Regions from separate parts of the Mus musculus genome. Here region 2 is linked to region 1. A link is a loop called in an ENCODE intact Hi-C map of the cell type or tissue named here. Cell type or tissue: heart. All regions are shown on one strand. Links, peaks and the distances in the headings refer to the core of each region. The heading gives the core; the rest is flanking DNA. Region 1 holds the start of Odf2l (outer dense fiber of sperm tails 2-like). Region 2 overlaps Clca1 (chloride channel accessory 1).

Evidence for each region. A loop is a pair of places that touch in the nucleus more often than their neighbours do. Peaks named below come from ENCODE experiments on the same cell type or tissue, not always from the same donor. Only the 100,000 strongest peaks of a DNase experiment are listed, where the experiment ranks them.
Region 2: it touches region 1 in a loop (2.4-fold over the local background); 3 of 42 quality-filtered maps call a loop at or near these places.

What each region holds. Positions count from the first base shown.
Region 1 is chr3:145,115,809-145,121,190 of GRCm38, reverse strand. It overlaps Odf2l (outer dense fiber of sperm tails 2-like), which reads right to left and starts at 2,602. Exons shown (of 17, transcript NM_001162538.1): 1 at 2,409-2,602. Gm40163 (a long non-coding RNA gene) reads left to right here and starts at 2,778. Exons shown (of 2, transcript XR_867692.2): 1 at 2,778-2,848; 2 at 4,076-4,369. In heart, for the core only: no CTCF peak of the experiment used is centred there; a DNase peak (open chromatin) is centred at 2,630; H3K4me3 peaks cover 1,900 bases; H3K27ac peaks cover 1,877 bases.
Region 2 is chr3:145,023,766-145,029,147 of GRCm38, reverse strand. Clca1 (chloride channel accessory 1) reads left to right here. Exons shown (of 14, transcript NM_017474.2): 2 at 1,137-1,277; 3 at 1,706-1,853; 4 at 4,517-4,622. Among named protein-coding and RNA genes, the nearest start is that of Clca1, 6.3 kb to the left of the region's middle. In heart, for the core only: a CTCF peak has its summit at 2,154 (motif pointing right); no DNase peak of the experiment used is centred there.

The sequences.
Region 1 (5,382 bases), core at 128-5,127:
ATAGAAACTGAGTGTTCTGCCCAAGTTTTCAGTTATGTGCAAGGCATGGCTAACTGACAAACATTGCATTTCTGTACAACTTGTTAGTGACCCATCCTACACAAGTCTGAGCAAATTCGTCACCATCAGTATTATGATTTTTTTTAACCTGTCAAGGGTGATAATGGCATTGCAGATGTAGCTATAACCACAGTATTGTGTTCCATTTTGATCAGTAAGTGTGTTAAGGGATGGATGCTCATGAACAATAGCATTAGAAAAGATCATAGCACCTAGACTAGTTTAGGCAAATGTTGGTTAAAAACTACTCTCCCTGACGAGAAAGCATAGAATTCCATAAGTGTTTGTTTGCTAAACACCAATCCCTGAAAATCAAAATCATGTGACTTCAAACAACAGCATGCAAATTCTATTAAAATAACATCCAAAAATTCAAATACTCAGCAAGAAACAGAAAGTAGATGTAAGAAAGATGCTTTTTCTCTGTATTCTGGAAACTAGTCAAAACTTACCAAAGAGATAATTGCATAGCATTTTAGACTCCACTATGGAAAAAAAAAAGTGAAACTTAGAAATAGATAAGCAAAAATGACCAAAGCAGGAAAACAGATTTCTAAATAAAAGCTATCAAAATGATTGGGTGTGAGTGAGGGAACAGGGTGACATTTATGATTCAGAGAGGTTAATTGAATAAGAATCTGTGGCTTCTGGTCAGCTGGGGCTGAAGAGTCAACAGGAAACCAGCAGCACTGAAACAAAATCTTTGCTTTACAATGGATGCTGGTTGGCCTGAGCTGCAAAAGTAGTTATAATTAATAAGTGACCAGCACTGCTGAGGTGAACTCTTCTGGGAAGCGGTGGTTCAGGGAGGCCAAGGCTGTACCTTAAGTGGTAGCTAAACTTAGTAATGTGTTAGGAGTTTTCCACATGGCTCTGGTTTTCAAGGAGTAAAGGGACCACGGAGAGCAGCTGAGGGTTGACACCGTATGACAGGACTGGAGACCAGCATAGAGGTCAGAAAGCCACCGATGACAGAGCAGCCCCCCATCGTAGTGCAGGCCTCAGGACTGAAGAGGCAATGAATACAAACCGAGGCTTGGAATGATTAGGCAAGGGTTTCTAAGGAAAGCCCAGGAGATGTTATTGGAGAAATGCAGTGGATACACAAGGATTGCAAGTGTCACGGAAAGAAACTGAGGACTGGTACAATGAAAGGACAGAAGAGGCCACTGGTTAAAGATCCCAGGATACTGCAGATGTTAGGACCACGGATGACCATCAAGGACAGCAACAGGGGTGGTTTAGAGTCACGGTGACACACTGAGCAAGAAGTAGAATCCCTGGACTCATCTTACTTTATCCCACCTTTAAACTTAGATGCCATCTGGCCCACTCTGCGGGGCAGCTCAGCAATCTTCACGTTTTTTCCACTTTCTCCTTTTTAAAGTAATTATCCTGAATTAACCAACCTACCTTAAATTTACTTACAAGCCTGAGTTGATCAGAACTGATTTTACAGAACAACCTTGAAGACCTATCTGTTCTTTGTAGAAAGTCATTGCTGAAGCAGTCATAAATGGAGAACTACTAAACCAGAGGGTGGGGGTTGGGGGCATCAGTGGCCTGCAACGGATCGTTTCTATACTCATCCTGACTCCCATTTGTCTGTATGGAGTTAACAAAAGTGACGAATAAATGAGGCTATCTGCTCAGATCTTGAGACGCTCGAAAAGCAAAGACTAAAACTATTAATATACACCAGTTGTAGAATTAGCAGAAAACAGCAATAATAATACTTTGCTATTAAAAATTACAAATATGGCCGGTCTCACCATTAATCAAAGGTATGAAGTAAAGCTTACAAACAGGCACGATTTCTACAGTTTGATCCTTTACCTAAACCAGAGGCACTCGTACCCTCAAACATTTGACACCCTTGTAAGCCATGGCGTGACAGAGAAACTTGGTCTTTAGGGTCACCAATAGCAGCCACCGTTAGGTTAAGGTTACTCAACTGACATATTCAGTGCCAGAGACAGGGGACATGACTCGGGGTACGTCAAGAACTGGACTGGCATCGGGTGAGCTCAAGATTAGGAAAACACTATGTCGGAAACACCCCCAAACCCGGACCCTCGCTCTGCAGGGACCCTATCCCCCGCTAACTTCTCCCCGGCGCCCCGAGACCACACCGCGGGAAGCAGGGGCACAATGTCCGCTTTCCTCTGGGTGACAGTGAGGACCTGAGCACCAAACACATACTGTTCAGGAGGGGTGGGCACCACGGGTTTCACTTCCGGGTGCCTAGGGTCACGCGCGGCCCGCCCTCAGAGCCCACCCCAGACTCGCGCCCGCCCGCCCGTCCGCCCGTCGCCCTGACGTCATCCCCCGCCGCCGCCACTACCTACAATGGCCGGAGGCCTCTCTGAGGCCTGCCCGGCCCTGGGTCACTGCAGCAGGCGGAGAGTGCAGAGAGAGTAGGAGGCCAGAGGGAAGGGCAGGGAGCGCGGGGAGAGAAGCTGACGAGTCACCAGAACAGGCAGCGGCGGCCTGAGCGCGTCCACCTTGGAGCTCAACGTTGCTAGTAACCGGCCTGCGGTTTCTGTGGAAACGGACGCCCCGCCCTCATCGGCCCGCTCCGACGCAGCTAATTGGTCGGGAGCTCTAGAGCGCGAGCGCCGTTCCTGCTGTGATTGGAGGGAGTGAGGGGGCGTGGCCGGCGGGGGGTTGTCTCTGCTCTGGTTTCTCTAGTGAGATTTTTCAAAAGCTTTAGCTTTGAGAAAAGGCGTAGCTTTTGTGCGTCGCTGACCGAAAATCTCAACCGCTCTCATCCTAGCAGGGAAGGAAGGTCCGTTCCGAGTCTCTTGACACTGGATCGAAAAATGACTTCCCTGCTTTTGCCCTTTTTTGTAGCTAGGATTTGAAAAAACCCAAGACAGAAAAACCTTTCCAGTGTATGGCATTATCCCCCACAGGAGTTTTTCTTCTTTAAAAACATAGTCAGCAGGTTCTCCAAAATGTCGTTCAAGTCCTCCTAAGTCCTTAGATAAAGCTGCTGTGCTTTCTAAACTGCTGAACCGGCCAAATGAGATCTTGGTAGGACCTAGTAGTGGTTTTTTGTTTGTTTATTTTGTTTTGTTTTGTTTTCCTTATGAGATTTTGGGAGTTTTGTCATTGTTCTTGGAATGTTTTCATGCACCTCCCAGGTGTAGTAGATAGGAGTGAGTTTACGTCCGAGTTTTTGTACAACTGGCTATTATCCATTTATTTGCCTCTATGGGAAACAAACAAACAAACATGTTTTTGCCGCGTGCACCTTGTCCTTCTTATATACTCAAGTGACCTTTCTTAGCACTCAGGGTATACACTGTCTGATGCTCTGAATAAAGTTGGCTATTGCATGCGGCGTTAGTCTGCCTCGTTCCTCCGCTCCACTCCCTCAGGTTCCACCACAGGAAGAGATATAAAAATGAACAGCATATCGAAGCAGCGCATACTTCTAGTAGATAGAGTAAAATGGTAGCTATGGGAAATGTCAGCTAGGAGCTGAACTGTCGGCCCTTCAGTATGGCTAGTACAAGCTCTTCAGAGCCAGATGCTGTGCTTCTTAGGGAGTTTCCATAGGGAGCTGTTCGCCTAGGTGAGGAAAATGAAAATACATGTTTATGAAATATTCTATAAGAAAGTCATAAATAGCAAGTTTGTTTATAATAGCTAAAAATGGCAAGTAGATTGAATGTTTACCAGCAGGAAAATTGATTACATATTCAATACAATGGAATGATATTCCACAGTCAAAAACAACAAGCCACTTCAATATGCACCTTCTGCATAAGTAGCTTGAAGCTCTTCTCTCTGTTGCCTGGGACATTCAATATGGACATGCTGGGTACATGAGCAGCCATGGATAGACTGGTAATAGACGTCTTAATTCAGCCTTGTATAAGAAAGTAGCGTAGGCTGAGTTGTTTAAAGAACAGAAACATATTTATCACATTTCTAGAATCTCAGAAGACCCAACTCAAGAATCAACCAATCTGGCTGCTAGTGAGTTGTCTGTTCCTAATGCTTACAGATGGTTGGAAGCCTCCTTGCTGTATTCTCACTTGAGCAAGAAGCAAGATCTCACCTACCTCCTGTAAGGACACAGATCTCATCATGAGGACTCTACTCCTGTAACCCAATCAGCCTGCCAAGGCCTCCACTCCAAGTGCCTACACACTGAGGGTTAGTGGGAGGAAGGGACACACTCATTCCACAGCAGGGAGCTGCATGCTACTCCTCCCTGGAGAGTGATCGTTCTCTGAAGGCAATTCTCCAAGTACTGACTTAATTGTGGAAAATAAAGATTTTTATTATCTTCCCACTATCACTTCTCAGCATATTTAATCATATATGTAAGCTGCTTTTACCTGATTATGGCTGTCAAAGAATGGTAGGTAAATGCCAAAAGAGGTTTTTGTAACTGAAAGCAGAAAAGGTGGGAGTTTAAAAATAAAAACATGTAATTTTAGATACTGGAACTTCAATATATTGACTTTCTCCTCAGCCTAGTAAGTAATTTACAATGCAAGAGTCATTGCTACGATGTTATAACAATGCAAGAAGAGATAAATCACGAATGTCACATGGTTTATGACATAAAAACTCATTCTTTTATCCTTGAATGAAAAAGGATAAAATGATCCTTGAAGTCCTCTCCCCAATTTAGCAGTTGTCCAAAACTATCACTTTACAAAGAAACTAACATTTTGATATTTTAAATGTTTGATTTTGACCTAGATGTGTCTGTCACTGCCTTTTTCTAATTATTGTATTTAATAAACAACTATAGTGTTACATGAAAGAATTAATTAGATTTCCTATCTATGTAACTATAAGAATTCCTATTCAAATCAGTCCCATTGCTTTCTTTTTTAAATCCCCCCTTTTTTTTTTGTGCATGTATCTGTGCATGTGGACAGGTAGAGGCCATGATGGTGGAGGCAGGACAGCTTTCAGGAGTGGGCTATCGCCCTGGGCTCTGCTGAGGCAGGGCCTCTCTCTCCATGTTCACTGCCCATAATGCACCTCAACCCCCAATTGACACTCTCTTGCAGCAGGTGGTTTCTTGCACTCCCTTGCCATCTCCCTGGCCCAATCCAGCTATAGTCTAACTAAAAGAGCACTGTAAAAAGCTCTGTGATAAAGGAGACATGTTAAGCATTCTTAAGCTGTTCTCGGTCTCTCTTGGGAAACAGAAAAAACTTACAGAGGATGCAGTGAGAATTGCTGAGTAATAAGGAATAAAGAAAAGCAACCAAAGCTGCTGCCTACGCTGTTAAAATAACCACAGTAGTGAGTTATTCAAGAAAACTGGAAAAAGATAAAAGAAGAGAAAGA
Region 2 (5,382 bases), core at 53-5,052, 92 kb after region 1:
TTCTTCCACTGAACACAGTATCCACATGAGGTTTGCGGCAGCCAGGACTCTGCTCCTGCAGGGACCCCGTTTTTCTGTTATTTTTTTCCCAGTAGCAGCTACATAATGGAATAGTTCCTGTTCGAACAGACAGACCTCATGCCTATGTCCCCATTCCATTTTAACTTAAATGAGCATTTCTTAACCTGGCATCTGTGGTCACGGACTCCAGTTTCTCGCCTCTTGCTATCCTGACTCCACTCCCCACAACACTGCTGTCTCCATTCTGCAGACTTGCCTCACCCAGTCTCGCACATGGCAAGAGACACTTCCTGGCCTTAATCCTGTCACTTCTGTTCTCCTTTCTTTGCATTGAGGCTCATCCCCTGGCCATCTCAGAGCACCAGGGTTCTTTTCTTTTCTTGTCAATGCTAAGTCTCAATCCTGGCTGGCACAATGCCTTCTTTCTACAGCATCATCTGTACACTGGTCACAATGAGCCTGCAGGGGCACCTGCTACTGGTGTTCCTTCATTTCTGAGAAATATAGCTATGCACAATTTGCAAATACGTAATGATGCTGTTTCCTTAAGTCTAACTCTTAATACTATACTAAAATGAATGTTACTTTAACATGTAACATTCGATTTGCCTTAACTGTTATGAGATTCAGCAGGTAAAGGTCTCATATTCTCTCCACCATTGATTGTGTGCTAAGGCTTGGAGAATTATATCCCCAGTTCTCAGTTTCTCTAAGTTTTATTTATGGCCAAAGGATCAAATGCAATGAAGGCACCAGATGACAGTAAGAACTAGTGCTAAGAAAGCATTCTTCCTAGGGTCACTTGTGTGATGTCGTTTGTGAAGTAGTCATGACATTTCCCAGGCTATAAGTGGTGAAATCCGAGCTTATAACTGGAAAGTGTCTAATGCTCTCAAGAGCTTAAGCCAGGATTAGCATCTGCCTTCAGAGTCTGTGTTGCTCACCATTGCTCTGTGGTGTGATCAACACTCAGAAAGATTGCTTGCTGTTATTAAGGAAGCCATGTCCCCTGCCTAGCTAGGCTTTTGAAAGGAAAATACAGATGCATCTTGAAATGATTCATCGTAACTCAATCTGTCCTCAGTGATGTTGTTAAGCGTGTTCTTTCCTCTCAGGACATGGTGACTCAGGCCTCTCCATACCTGTTTGAAGCTACAGGAAAAAGATTTTACTTCAAAAATGTTGCCATTTTGATTCCCGAGAGCTGGAAGGCAAAGCCTGAATATACGAGGCCAAAACTTGAAACCTTCAAAAACGTGAGAACAAGTTGTTTTTTTTTTTTTTTACATCTATTACATCTTCTGTGATCTACTGGTTGTTTGTTTGGTCTGTTGTTTGGTTTGTTGGTTGCTGGCTTGTTTGGTTGGTCATTTGGTTGTTTGGTTGTTCTGTTGGTTGTTCAGTTGGTTGTTTGGTTGGTTGTTTGGTTGGTTGGTGATTTGGTTGATTGGTGGTTTGGTTGGTTGGTCATTTCGTTAGTTGATCAGTTGTGTGTGTGTTTGTTTGTTTGGTCAATTGCTCAGTTGCTTGGTTGTTCAGTTGGTTGGTTGGTTGGTTGGTTGGTTGGTTGGTTGTTTTAGGGGAAATAGTGAAGAACGAAATGAAATTGTGGCAAAATCTGCCAATTGTGAGTAAGGCCAATTTGTTTGCTGAAATGGTATGATCATATTTTATTGTATTTCAGGCTGATGTCCTTGTATCAACAACCAGCCCTCTAGGCAATGATGAGCCCTACACCGAACATATAGGAGCATGTGGAGAAAAGGGGATCAGGATTCACCTGACTCCTGACTTCTTAGCAGGAAAGAAGCTGACTCAGTATGGGCCACAAGGTATGGAGTCAGCACATCAACTGTATTTAAATACTGTATTCTCTTTCTAAGCAAGCCTGAAGATGACAAACTAGAAATTAAACATAGCTTTTCATTTAAAGCAAAGAATCAGAGACATGTATTTCTGAACTATAATTTAACATTTGTTTGTGTGCCTGAATTTTGGATTTATGAAATACTATAGTGCCAGGCAATTGCAGTAAAACTGTTTGGCCTGAAGCATTAGACTTCTATGGATTGATCTATGGGCCTCACCTGACTAAATTAGATTGACTTCCTGCAGTTCATATGATAGCCACCAGATGGCGACAGTGTGCTTGGGCTCACCGGATCTGAGTTCCTGATTCAGCAGGATTTGATTCCTGCTTTCATAAAATTCAGGAGAGGCTCAGGTTCTTCACTTCTTAACAAGTTTCCAGATTGTGCTGCACTGTACGCCAGTCTCTGCAGAGCAGGCAGAGTCACCTTGTGGTTAGATCCCAAAGCTTGTCTTTGTTTCTCCCTCTGTGTGTGTGTGTGCCTCTCTCTCTCTCTCTCTCTCTCTCTCTCTCTCTCCCTCCCTCCCTCCCTCCCTCCCTCCCTCTCTTCCATCTCTCCCTCTCTCTCCCTCCCTCTCTCCTTCTCTTCCCTCTCTTCCCTCTCTTCCCTCTCTCTCCCTCTCTCCCTCTCTCCCTCTCTCCCTCTCTCCCTCTCTCCCTCTCTCCCTCTGTGTGTGTGCAGGATGGGTGGTGGTGGTGGTGGTGGTGGTGGTGGTGGTGGTGGTACACACCAGTCATCCTAATACAGCTGAGGCAGAAGGATCCTGAGAATGAGATCAACCTGAACTGCACAGGGAGACCCTTAAGTTCAATTCTTACAAAAATAAACTATCATGTCAATATGAGCTATATAGAGCAATTTTCAAAAGAAGTATTCAAAATCCACATATGTGCTTTATATATACACACAAATGTGGTTAGTCACTGAATTACTAGTGTTGAAAGAATAATGGCTAAAAAAGATTAGACTGCTCCAGAATGAGGAAAAGGCAGGTCCTGGTTCTGTGTGCCCAACCCCAAAATTATTATCACTGATTAGAATGGTCTGAACCATGTCTCTTTGTTCTATAATATTCCATTTCATTTTTATAACTAGAACAGAAGATTCCTGACCTATGATTCAATAAGTATGTGTTGAGTTAATTGATCTAACTGTGCTTTTCCGTCCTGACCTCACTCTAGCCACCACAGCTGGGTATCATACCATTCCCTTAAATGATTCCTTTATATACCATAACCCCAGTCCTTTGCCCTCAAAGACTTCCATTACCTTTATCAGACAGTCGTTCCCTTTTCAGAACTTGAAGGAAATTTCAGTGCAAAACCTAGGAGCATAGCAGGAGATCGGAGTTGAGCCTCCGAGTCGTCCTCTCACCTAGATATCTAAACTCAGCCCACCTTGAGTTATAATTCAAACAGTAAGATACATGTAAGTCACATTATGAACTAACCAGTACCCCGGAGCTCTTGACTCTAGCTGCATATGTATCAAAAGATGGCCTAGTCAGCCATCACTGGAAAGAGAGGCCCATTGGACACGCAAACTTTATATACCCCAGTACAGGGGAACACCACCAGGGCCAAAAATATGGGAATGGGTGGGTAGGGAAGTAGGGGGGGAGGGTATGGGGGACTTTTGGGATAGCATTGGAAATGTAATTGAGGAAATTATGTAATAAAAAAAAGAAAAAAAAGATACATGTAAGTCACTAAGAGTCACTCAAATATAACATACATAATGTGTGCCTAATAATCTCTAGATATGATGTGCCCAGATATGACAGGAGATAAATTGTATTGCCTCTCTTCACAGAGATAAGCTTCGATGACAGCATAAGATGCAAAGCATCAAATAATGGGGTATAATGGAACTGCAAAGAAGGAGTGCCTAGTCTGATCTGAGCATGTTAGGATGTCAGTTGAATGAATCAAGGCTGAATTTTTTCCCCTAATGCTTTGGAGACGGAATCTCAAAGAGTTGCTAAGTCTAGCCTTAAACTAATAATGATCCTTCTACTTTAGCCTCTTGTATAGCTGGGATTACAGACCCTGGCCACCAGTCCTAGATAGAAGCTTGGTTTTGAGAGAAGAACAGTAATTACCACTGTAGAGACAGTGAGAGACGCCAGCAAGAAAAAGCCTGTGAAAAGAAGAGCCAGAGGCGTAGAGAGTCTGACTGGCCTACAGCAAAATCCTGAGAAATTTGCTGTGATGATAGAGCCCAAGGTGAAGAGCAGGGAGCAGGCCAAGGTGAAGTGCTCAGGCACCCACAAGCTGTTCTAAGGAGTTGTAATTAACCCTTGTGCTGCAAGGCAGTTCTTTGATCCTGCATGTCCTCAACAAGACCAAGCAGTGTGTTGTAGGTCAGCTGCCTGACCAGGGTATGAATAATTCCCTCGCTCTCACAGATCATGCCAGGGACACATGATAAGTCAAAACAGATATGTGTATTGTACAGAACTGTGTACTTGTCATGTTAGGTCACCCTCAGGAAATCAAGCTTCCAATTTTATTATTTAGAAACTATAATGTAGCAAAGCAAAATAAGCATTTAGAGGAAGGTTCTTTCTTGTGTGGGGCTATTTCCCGTTTATTATCTTCAGCTCTTTGACTTTTGTCTCCCAGACAGGACCTTTGTCCATGAGTGGGCTCACTTCCGATGGGGAGTGTTTAATGAATACAACAACGACGAGAAGTTCTACTTATCCAAAGGAAAACCCCAAGCAGTGAGGTATGCATCTTCTGACTTTGTATCACCAAAACGATTCCAAAATGCAACCAAACTTTCCTGGAATTGCTTTTAAAATACTAGTTTTCTGTCTCATTTTTTGATCTCCAAGACACTCTTTATGTTTCTACAAAATGACCAATTTTTCTTACAAGTGGTTCTGTTAACTGAGTTTCCTACTTGGTAAGTCACTGCCAGGCACAGCCTGCCAGGCATTTCTGCCTGTATCTCTAGGTCACACAGATCACATCCCAGAGTCACTTTGCTGACATGAGCACATGTTGCTTTGATTTTTTCAAATCTCAGCCAGCGGCATCATTCCAACCCCGCATTGTCTATATTTCCTGCTTGTCTTTTCTGAGCTTCCCTTCCATTAGATACCAGATCCTTGCTTAAGAGCGAAGTTGTTTTGTACTCAGGGCTTTCAAGATCTAGAAACATCTATCAGTTTGTTCCCCCTTCCACATCTGGGGAGCATGTTAGACAACATGACTGCAATGCCCCCTTAAAGGGAAAACTCATCAAAACATATTAACAATATCCATAGTCCCTTGTCTTACAAACAAACCTTTTAAGTATTTGTAAGCCCAGAAGTTACTCTTGTCATATGTTACATAATATCTATGTGAGCCAACAGTCTGTGTCATATTTAATAGAGAAATGCTAGGGACAGTTTAATAGGGACAGTGGTAGCAAGAAGACAAGAGTGTAGTCACAGCTGTCTCTGTTTATTTGAGGAAGTCATATCCAATTCAGTCACACA